Regions from separate parts of the Homo sapiens genome. Here region 1 is linked to region 2. A link is a loop called in an ENCODE intact Hi-C map of the cell type or tissue named here. Cell type or tissue: gastrocnemius medialis. All regions are shown on one strand. Each heading gives the region's core, and the rest is flanking DNA. Links, peaks and the distances in the headings are about the cores only.

Evidence for each region. Hi-C counts contacts between places; a loop is a spot of excess contacts. Peaks named below come from ENCODE experiments on the same cell type or tissue, not always from the same donor. Only the 100,000 strongest peaks of a DNase experiment are listed, where the experiment ranks them.
Region 1: a loop joins it to region 2, with 6 times the contacts of the local background. A loop is called at or near these places in 1 of 110 quality-filtered maps.

What each region holds. Positions count from the first base shown.
Region 1 is chr2:201,056,505-201,061,885 of GRCh38, reverse strand. The region is part of intron 1 of HYCC2 (hyccin PI4KA lipid kinase complex subunit 2); the gene reads left to right. Among named protein-coding and RNA genes, the nearest start is that of HYCC2, 12 kb to the left of the region's middle. In gastrocnemius medialis, for the core only: no CTCF peak of the experiment used is centred there; no DNase peak of the experiment used is centred there; H3K27ac peaks cover 1,223 bases.
Region 2 is chr2:201,108,579-201,113,959 of GRCh38, reverse strand. All of the region lies in intron 1 of LOC105373836 (a long non-coding RNA gene), which reads left to right. Among named protein-coding and RNA genes, the nearest start is that of CFLAR, 4.9 kb to the left of the region's middle. In gastrocnemius medialis, for the core only: no CTCF peak of the experiment used is centred there; no DNase peak of the experiment used is centred there; H3K27ac peaks cover 1,298 bases.

The sequences.
Region 1 (5,381 bases), core at 192-5,191, 52 kb after region 2:
GATCTGCCTGCCTTGGCCTCCCAAAGTGCTGTGATTACAGGTGTAAGCCACTGCACCTGGCCAGAATGTGTACTGTTTTATGCAAGTCTGTTGGGTAGGCCACAGAGAGATCAGTTTATTTTCCGTTTTCTTTAAGAATGAAAAACAGTCTAAAAAATGACAGTCAGTAAAATAATTTGTGAAAAGATTTTTCTGAATTAAATTTTAAATTTAAAAATTTAAAAATTTTCTTATTCAATAAAAATAAAAAAAAAAAAACTATAAGTATGAAAGACTTCAAGTGGCAGCCAGGAAGAACTGGTTCAAAGTATTTATGAAGTATAAATAGAAAAGTCTGTATAATATGCAGGAAAATCAGCCTTAATTGATTATGATTGTTGTGCTACAGCAGTGTTTTTTTAAAACTTGAAGGAGGTTAATCTGTAGAAGAGTCAACTATTTTATTTTATTTTTTTTTTCAGATGGAGTTTCGCTCTCCCAGGCTGGAGTGCAATGCTGCAGTCTCTGCTTACTGCAACCTCCACCTCCCGGGTTCAAGCGATTCTTCTGCCTCAGCCTCCCAAGTAGCTGGGGTTAAAGGCATGTGCCACCATGCTTGGCTAATTATTAGTATTTAGTAGAGACAGGGTTTCACTATGTTAGGCTGGTTTCGAACTCCTGACCTCAGGTGATCCACCCACCTTGGCCTCCCAAAGTGCTGGGATTACGGGCATGAGCCACCACCACACCCAGCCAACTTTTTTTTTTTTTAATTTGAACAAGTTTTAAACAGCTAGTTGAACATCTTCCATTAAAATGTTCCTTTTTTTTTTTGATAAACTATTTATTTTCTTAACCCATTATTTTCATGTAATTTGGCTTTTCCAGTTACAGTTTTGTAAGCCACATTGCCTTTTTAGAACATAACTACCAACTGTTGGCAAAAAATTACAGTACTGTAGTATGAAATTTGTTAGTGTACTAAAGTACTCTAAACATCCATCCATATGTTGTACTCTCCAAGAGTAGAATCTCTTTTTTCAGTCTTGCTTCCTACTCTACCCCTCCCATTTCAGTAGAAATATCTTATACTTTATGAACATTAAGTTGAGGCATAGCTGAGATGGCTGTTGGTGTTTTAGAATACAAATTTGTTGCTGGAGTCTCTTTTTTGCTTTATCAGTTAGGAATTGTGTTTGGCTGCCGGAAACAGAGATAAGAAATAACCATTGCTTAAAGTAGTTAATTTGGTAAAAAAAATTCAGACGTAGGAGATCTAGGGCCTATATGGCAACTCTGTGGAGTTGTCAAGGGCACAGGCTGCTTCTGTCTTCTTCTTTCGCCATCTTTAGCATGTGTCTTCTACTTTCAAGATTACCTAATGGTTGCTGGACCTCCAGCCATCACATTTATGTTCTAGGCAGAAGAAAGGAGGAAGAAAGGCATAGACAAAAGGGCTATATCTCTCATCTTTTAAAAAAACCTCTCTAGAATTTCCTACACAACACTTCTTCTGATCTCATTGACTGAAACATAGTCATTTGGCTATACTTAGCTACAGGTAAGGTTCAGAAATGGCTTTTAGCTGGTCATACAAACTAGATTAGTGAGAGTGGAGTAAGGATCTATATTGGATGGAAACTAGTAATCTTTGACATACTTGCTCCTTATCTTCTATACTGTATCTGCTGCTGACCGCCTAGTAGTGCTGTTAAGCTCTTCATTCAATAGACATGAATTAAGTGCTAACTATGTACTAGGTCCTGTTAAGAACCGGAAATGCAAATGCAAGTGAGGCATACTCCCTGCCCCAGAAAAGTTGTGGTTTAGTAAGAAGAACCCCCCCCCCCCCGCTTTTTTTTTAGACAGAGTTTTGCTGTTGTTGCCTAGGCTGGAGAGCAGTGGCGCAATCTCGGCTCACTGCAACCTCCGCCTCCCGGGTTCAAGTGATTCTCCACCTCAGCCTCCCAAGTAGCTGGGATTACAGGCATGTGCCACTACGCTGGCTAATTTTTGTATTTTTAGTAGAGACGGGGTTTCACCATGTTGGCCAGGCTGGTCTTCAACTTTTGACCTCAGGTGATCCACCCGCCTCGGCCTCCCAAAGTGCGAGGATTACAGGCATGAGCCACTGCACCCAGTCAATAAGAGGGCTCTTCAACCTGCACACAGGTCTTTGACAACATAAGATGTTGAGTACTATGGGCTGTTGTGACTATGATTCTGCCCACCCCATCAATTTATGAGGCTTAAGAGGGAGAAGGGGAGAGGCCTTCTTTGGAAGGGGAGTATTAATGGAAAGAAACTATTCCCTGCTCTGTGAGGGGAAAGGAAAGGGTTTTTTCCTTCCCAAAAGTCAAGATAAGGAGGTCCTGAAAGAGTCACTCTCTGTCATTAAGAAGAGAGATTTACATTTGCTCTTTGGTTGGGTATCTGCCTAGCCACCAATCTCACTTATATGCCCCTGTTCTACTGAAGAAGACATGGTAATGGAATGCCTGATACCAGGGCCAGGCATTCCCATCTATAACTTGGATTCCTGTTCTGAGAGGTATAAGAGATGGATTCTGCATATATCCTTAGGTCATTCTGAACAAGTCAGGAACTATATTCATCAGGGTTTTCCAGAGAAACAGAACCAATAAGGTTGTGTGTGATTTATTATAAGGTTTATTATAGGAATTGGCTTACACAATTTAGGAGGCTGACAAGTCCCGAGATCTGCAGGGTAGTTGGCAAGCTGGAGACTCAGGAGACCTGACTGTATAGTTCCAGTCAGACACAGTCCAAAGTCCTGAGAACCAGAGATAACATAGTAGCAGTCACTCAGGCTTGAGACTCTGAAGAGCTAATGTTTCAGTTTGAGTTTGAAGGCTGGAGAAAGCCAATGTCCTTAGGCAGGAGGAACTGACTCTCTACTTGGGGGAGGCTTAGCCTTTTTGTCTGTTCAGGCTTTCCACTGATTAAATGACATCCACCACATTAGGAAAGGCAGTCTGCTTTACTCAGTCTATAGATTTAAATGTTAATCTCATATGGAAACACCCAGAAAAATGTTTAGCTAAATATATGGAGATGAGATTGGAAACATTTTTATCCAGGGTAGAATGGAAGCTCTCTGACCAGAGAAAAGTGTCATGACATAGTGATAAGAAACAAATGTAATTCGATATGAAAATTTCTGTGATTTCTTTTTTTTTCTTGAGATGGGGTCTGGCCCTGTTTCCCAGGCTGGAGGCCAATGGTGCAATCTTGGATTACTGCAACCTCCACCTCCCAGGTTCAGGTGATTCTCATGCTTCACCTTCCTGGGTAGCTGGGACTACAGGCATGCGCCACGATGCCTGGCTAATTTTGTATTTTTAGTAGAGACGGGGTTTCACCATGTTGGCCAGGCTGGTCTCCTGACCTCAAGCGATCCACCCGCCTTGGCTTCCCAAAGTGCTGGGATTACAGGCGTGAGCCGCTGTGCTGGGCCTAATACCTGTGATTTCTATTGGTGACCAAATCACAAAAATATTATGGCTGGTTGTTTTATTGTTTTGCCTATACTCACAATCTAATGACATTATAAATGTTAGTTAGAGATTGGTAAAAAGTGATACAATTTTCTTCTTATCAAAGTTTATGAGTTTTATTATAGATCCCTGGGGGTCTGTGGACGCTATGTTGAGAACTTCTGTGTGAAGAGGAAGGAGAGGGCTTTGAATTGATGCAGGGTTGTATGCTATGGAAAAGATTCATAGAGGAGGCAACTGTTGGTCTGAGTGTTGGAAGAAGGGGAGGGTAGTTAGGATAGAGGGTAGTTGAAAGGCATTCCAGAGAGGAATGTAGCATAAGAAAATGTGTGAGGTGTGAGACAGCCTGGCATATTGTGAAATTGTAGATCAGCATTGGTGAGGGGAAGTCTGTGTTGAGCCAGGGTATAATTTCTATTCTTGCTGACAAGACCATTTTGTTCACGTGCCTGTTGAGCAAATACTGGTTACAAAGGCCATTTAGCCAAACCGATAGATCCATATCTTTGGTCTCTTCAGGTATAGTGAACAACGAGATACTGTTTGAAGTTTTGCCTACTGGGAGTTCCCTTTCTCCTGTCCTGTAGGGCTACTTCTCTGTAAGGTCAATGCCAGCAGACTGTATGCAACCATGTATAAACCAGGCCTAAGTTTTTTTTTTTCCTTCTTTCCTTTGATCTTAGGGAACTCTACAAGGCCATAGATTAAGGAAGAGTTGATTAGTAGAAGTAAGTGCCATGGGTGTCTCAGCCATTTGTTCTTCTAGCTTATTTGTGCTTTTGGAGCCTGCTCTAACCTCATTACAACCATTGTAGTCAGGATTACTTGGTTATGTAGTGGTAACAACCAACCTTCAAATAAAGGCTTAAAATTTGAAAAAGAGAGATTTGTTTCCTCTCATGTAAAATCTGGTGCAAGCTGGGTGATTCCAGGCAGCTGTTCTTCATTTGATGGGTCAGCATTGCATATCTATATTTATCTCTGCTTCTATTATCATAGTGACGAGAAGAACAGGCTGGAGAATTGCATACTGGCACATAAATGTTTCTACAGAAATGATTTCTGCTCTTTGGTCAAAGAAAGTCATAAGGTCACATTTGACTTAAAGAGGATAGACAAATATAGTCCTCCCTTGTTCCCTTGAAAGTTCATATCTGACACACTATCACTTCCATTTCATCATGGAATGCTGCCAGCACATATAGCTTTATGGCTTGGAGGATCGGAACACTCACTTCTTGAAAGTATGTCAGGTCACATGGTCAGTCTCTGCTGGTGCTCAAAAGCCAAGCAAGGAGCTATTTCTCAAAAGAAGAGCAATCATCTGCAGAGAGGGCATAGCTCTCTTCAGAAGCAGTAGTTCTCATGCAGGGGCACACTTGACAATGTTTAGAGACATTTTGTTGGTCCAATTCAGGGCATTGCTATTGGCATGTAATAGGAAGAGGGCAGGGATGCTGCTAAACATCCTACCATGTAAAAGACAGCCTTTCACAATGTCAAGGGTGACCAAAATGCCAATAGTGCCAAGGTTAAGAAATCCTGCTTTAGATGGACTTAAGTGCCTGGTGGTCTGTGTTGTGATTCTTCTAGCAGGGCCTACTGGTAGCTTTATACAGCTACTTTATCATCTACCACAGACGCTTTGAATACCACCGAATTTGCTGGATATTAAGGCCCAAATGGCAGAGCATCTTTTTTTTTTTTTTTTTTTGAGATGGAGTTTCACTCTTGTTACCCAGGCTGGAGTGCAATGGCATGATCTTTGCTCACCGCAACCTCCGCCTCCCGGGTTCAAGCAATTCTCCTGCCTCAGCCTCCGGAGTAGCTGGGATTATAGGCATGCACCACCACGCCTGGCTAATTTTGTATTTTTAGTAGAGA
Region 2 (5,381 bases), core at 328-5,327:
GGTTTTGAACTTGCCTCAAGTGATCTTCCTGCCTAGGTCTTCCAAAGCACTGGGATTACAGGCATGACCACTGCTGCTCTTGGCCTTTCTTATCTTTTTAGTACACCAAGAAAATTTTATTACAGATCAGCACCTGTCCTTAATTTGGAAACTACTATTCAAGAACACCTAGCTTAGCACCTCCATCACCACCTCCAACCCACCCTATCCCAAGTGAAAGCCATTTCTGGTTGTCAGTAGAACCATCATAGTGGACTTACCCCAGGCCCACCTTGCATGCCCACTGATTCTTACCACTTCAACACACACCAGTATGACTTCTAACCCAGCATATCCATATGTCGTTCCCTGAGGGCTTTTTCTGGCTCACATTGGAAGCCCATGTTGTCATCCCATTTGGCAAACCAGTAGGGGCAGGCATTTAACCCCCTACCCCTGTGCCATCCTTATCCTTTGGCTTCAGCAGCCCTCAAAGAATGACTGTATACACCTATGTTGACACTCCCACCTGCAGTCCACTTTCCATTTACATCCTCTTAAAATCAGCCACCCCTTGGGCTTAGGGATGTGCATACTTGCAGCATAGTTTGTCCCTGGGGTATGGACTTGGGGAAGAGGCCAATGTAGGCCCTGGTGGGAGGCTCAGGGCTCTTTGCGTAGAGAACTTCAGGTCTTAGGTACCCAAAGAGGGTTTATTCTTTTTGTTTTTTTGAGACGTAGTCTCACTCTGTCACCCAGGCTGGAGTGTAGTGGCACAATCCTGGCTCACTGCAACCTCTGCCTCCCAGGCCCAAGCAATTCCCTTGCCTCGGCCTCTCAAATAGCTGGGATTATATGCGCGCACCACCATATCCGGCTGATTTTTGTATTTTTAGTGGAGACAGGGTTTCACTACGTTGGCCAGGCTGGTCTTGAACTCCTGGCCTCAAGTGATCTGCCCACCTTGGCCTCCCAAAGTGCTGGAATTACAGGCGAGAGCCACCACACCCAGCCCCAAAGAGGGTTTTAAACAGAGGGTCTCGGTGTGGGCATGTCCTCTTGACCTTGCAGACTCCTCCCACCTCTGATGATTCTCCTCACCTGAGGGAAGGGCACAGCCCAAGAAGAGCCGGAGCAAGGCCCTTCTAAATCAGGGCCCACAACAGGACCCCCAGTGCCTGGGTCCAAGGGCAGTATTGCTTAAGCCTCTCTGACTTTCTGTTTCCACACTTAACAAAGTAGCAACAAATGTTCACGTTTTCATCAAATTCACTGGTTGTAAACCTTGGCTGCACATTAGACTGTCCCCAAGGAGCTGCAAAAACCTCAGTGGCCAGGTACCATTCCAGACTAATTGTATCAAAATCTCTGAGAGTGAGACCCAGGGATTGGTAGTTTTTAAAGCTCCCCGTGTGATTTCAATGTACAGTTAAGATTCAGAACAACTGATCTAATCCAAACATTTTCTCACTCCGTCAACCACAACCCAATTTTCAGATGAAGAATCTGAGGCTTAAAGTGAGTTAATAAATTGAGACATCTCACAACTAGCTAGTGACAGGACTAGGACAGGATGCCAAGAATTTATCTAATGCTTTTCCTTATATCACAGTGGGTGACTTGGGAATGGAGAATTAATAGCCACAGCAATGACTTTATATCTACTCTCTTAGCCACACATCCTGCCTCAACTCCTCTGACATTCTGGGAGAATATATTCTTGGCTGGGTATGGTAGCTCATGCCTATAAACCCAGCACTTTGGGAAGCCAAGGCAGAAGGAACACTTGAACCCAGGTGTTCAAGATCAGCCTGGGCAATACAGGGAGAGCCTGTCTCTACAAAAAATTAAAAAATTAGCCAGGTGTAGTGATGCATACATGTGGTCCCAGCTACTCAAGAGGCTGAAGTGGGAGGATCACTTGAGCCAGGCAGGTTGAGGTTGCAGTAAACCATGAGCACAGCACTGTACTCCAGCTTGGATGACAGAGTGAAACCCCGTCTCAAAAAATATATATAAATAAATTTAGTTTAAAAAGAATACATTCTTTTTTTTTTTGAGATGGAGTCTCGCTCTGTCGCCAGGCTGGAGTGCAGTGGCATGATCTCAGCTCACTGCAACCTCCGCCTCCCGGGTTCAAGCGATTCTCCTGCCTCAGCCTCCCGAGTAGCTGGGACTGCAGGTGCGCGCCAGCATGCCCAGCTAATTTTTTTTTTTTTTTTTTTTTTTGAGACAGAGTCTCACTCTGTCACCCAGGCTGGAGTGCAGTGGCACGATCTCGGCTCACTGCAATCTCCGCCTCCTGGGTTCAAGTGATTCTCCTGCCTCAGCCTCCCAAGTAGCTGGAATTACAGGCGCCCACCACTACGCCCAGCTAATTTTTTGTATTTTTAGTAGAGACAGGCTTTCACCATGTTGGCCAGGCTTGTCTCGAACTCCTAACCTCATGATTCACCCGCCTCGGCCTCCCAAAGTGCTGGGATTACAGGCATGAGCCACCGCGCCCAGCCATAATTTTTGTATTTTTAGTAGAGACAGGGTTTCACCATGTTGGCCAGGATGGTCTCGATAAAAAAAAAATACATTCTTGAGAAGAATAAATAAACACAATTCTAATATGCTGGTGCTATGGTTTGGATATTTGTCCCCTCTAAACCTCATGTTGAAATTTGATCCCCATGTTGGAGGTGGGCCTCATGGAAGGTATTTGGGTCATGGGGGTAGATACCTCATGAATAGATTAATGCCTTCCCTTAGTGGTGAGGGAGTTTTTCTTCTATTAATTCCCACAAGAGCTGGTTGTTAAACAGAGCCTGGCACTTTCCCCTTTTTCACTGTTTCTTCTTCTCTCACCATGAGAGAAGCCTTTTGCCTTCCACCATGGGTGGAAGCAACCTGAAGCTTTCACCAGAAGTCAAGCAGATGCCAGTGCCATGCTTCTTGTACAGCCTGCAGAACCATGAGTTAAATAAACCTCTTTTCTTTATAAACTACCCAGTCTCAGTTATTCTTTTATAGCAATACAAAACAGACTAAGACAGCTGGGTTTCTATAGAAGTAGTCAACTGTAGATTTGTAGCAACAGCCTTTACAAGCAAAGCAAGGTGCAGAAATTAGTAGTTAACTAAGTCATTTCCAGAAATATATCTGGCACTATTACATAAGGATTAATAGTACTGCCTCTGGAACTAGTTCTGGGTTTGCATTCCAGCTTTGCCTCTCACTAGCAGTGTGAACTTCTGGGTAAGTTTCCTCTTTGTGCCTCAATTTTCTCACCTGTAAAAAGGGAATGACAGTAATAGTCCCAACCTCATAGAATTATTACACAAATTAATATTTGGAATATGCCTGGCATGGCCAGGCAAGGTGGCTCACGCCTGTAATCCCAGCACTTTGGGAGGCTGAGGTGGGAGGAACACTTGAGGCCAAGAGGTCAAGACCAGTCTGGGCAACATAATGAGACCCTGTCTCCACAAAAATAATTTTTAAAAATCAGCTCAGTGGGGGTAGCGCACACTTGTAGTCCCAGCTGCTCAGGAGGCCAAGGTGAGCATATTGCTTGAGCCCAGGAGTTCAAGGCTGCAGTAAGCTTGATTGCACTACTGCACTCCAGCCTAGGTAACAGAGTGAGACCCTGTCTCTGAATAATATGCCTGGCATATAGTAGGTGCTAAATAAATTAAACACTATGTACCAGGCATTGATTTAGCCTCTGGGAATATAGTGGAAGGAAAAAGGAAAGGTCCTACACTTGGAGCTTAGAAGTTATATTGACAACTTCCATTTCACCTTTTCCCAAAAGTTTTCCCCCATGGTTAAGTGCAAGTGAGCAAATAATTGATTTTATTTTATTTTATTTGTATTACTTATTTATTTTTGAGATGGAGTTTTGCTCCTGTTGCCCAGGCTAGAGTGCAATGGTGTGATCTCGGCTCGCTGCAACCTCCGCCTCCTGGGTTCAAGCGATTCTCCTGCCGCAGCCTCCCAGGTAGCTGGGATTACAGGAGCCCGCCACCACATCCAGCTAATTTTTTGTATTTTTAGTAGAGATGGGGTTTCACCATGTTGGTCAGGCTGATCTTGGAACTCCTGACCTCAGGTGATCCACCCACCTCAGCCTCCCAAAGTGCTGGGATTACAGGCGTGAGCCACTGTGCCCGGCCATTTTTTTTTTATTATTTTTCAGAGATGGAGTCTCACAGTGTCACCCCCAAGCTGGAGTGCAGTGGCATGATCATACCTCACTGCAGCCTCAAACTTCTGGCCTCAAGCAATCCTCCTGTCTCAGCCTTCTGAGTACCTGGGACTACAGGGATGTGCCACCGTGTTTGGCTAATACTTTTAATTTTTGTAGAGAAAGGGTCTTGCTTTGTTGCATAATCTAGCAAATAAATTTTAAAAATAATTTCTGTCACACCAGAAGGCTACGCTATAATATCCATTCATTGGCAAACATTTTTGAGCTCCTACTATGTGCCAGGTACTACATAAAAGAAATAGAGGCCAGGCACAGTGGCTCACAACTGTAATCCCAGCACTATGGGAGGCCAAGGCAGACGGATCACTTCAGGTCAGGAATTTGAGATCAGCCTAGCCAACATGGCGAAACCATCTACTAAAAATAGAAAAATTAGCCAAACATGGTGGTGCATGCCTGTATTCCCAGCTACTCTGGAGGCTGCGGCAGAAGAATTGCTTGAACCTGGGAGGTGGAGGTTGCAGTGAGTTAAGATCACACCACTGTACTCCAGCCTGGGAGACAGGCTCAAAAAAAAAAAGAAAAAGAAAAAAAAGAAATAGAGTCTTTGTCCTCAAGGAATTCCTAAGAGGGATATTCAGCTGTAAAACTCTTATTGAATAATGCAATACTATGCGTGCATTTCCATGTATTTATACATATAATTTTATTGATAATATATATAAGGTAACGCCTTGTTTATCAGGAAATAACTTTTACCCAACAACCTAGCCAAGAATTAGGGATTATTAAGGAAAAGAGGCGCCTGTAATCACAGCACTTTGGGAGGCTGAGACAGGCAGATCACCTAAGGTTGGGAGTTCGAGACCAGCCTGGCCAGCATGGTGAACCCCTTTCTCTACTAAAAATATAAAAAATTAGCCAGGCATGGTGGCATGTGCCTTTAATCCCTGCTACTCGGGAGGCTGAGGCAGGAAAATCGCTTGAACCCAGGAGGCAGAGATTTCAGTGAGCCAAGATCGCGCCATTGCAATCTAGCCTGGGCAACAAGAGCAAGACTCCATCTCAAAAAAAAAAAAAAAAGGCATTTGAGTGTACAAAAAAGGTGTCACTAAACTAACTCAGTTTGTTTGTAAGATCCTTGGGGTCTAGTTATTTTCATCACAAATGTTAACAAGTTCATTTGGCTGGTTTCCTACGTTAT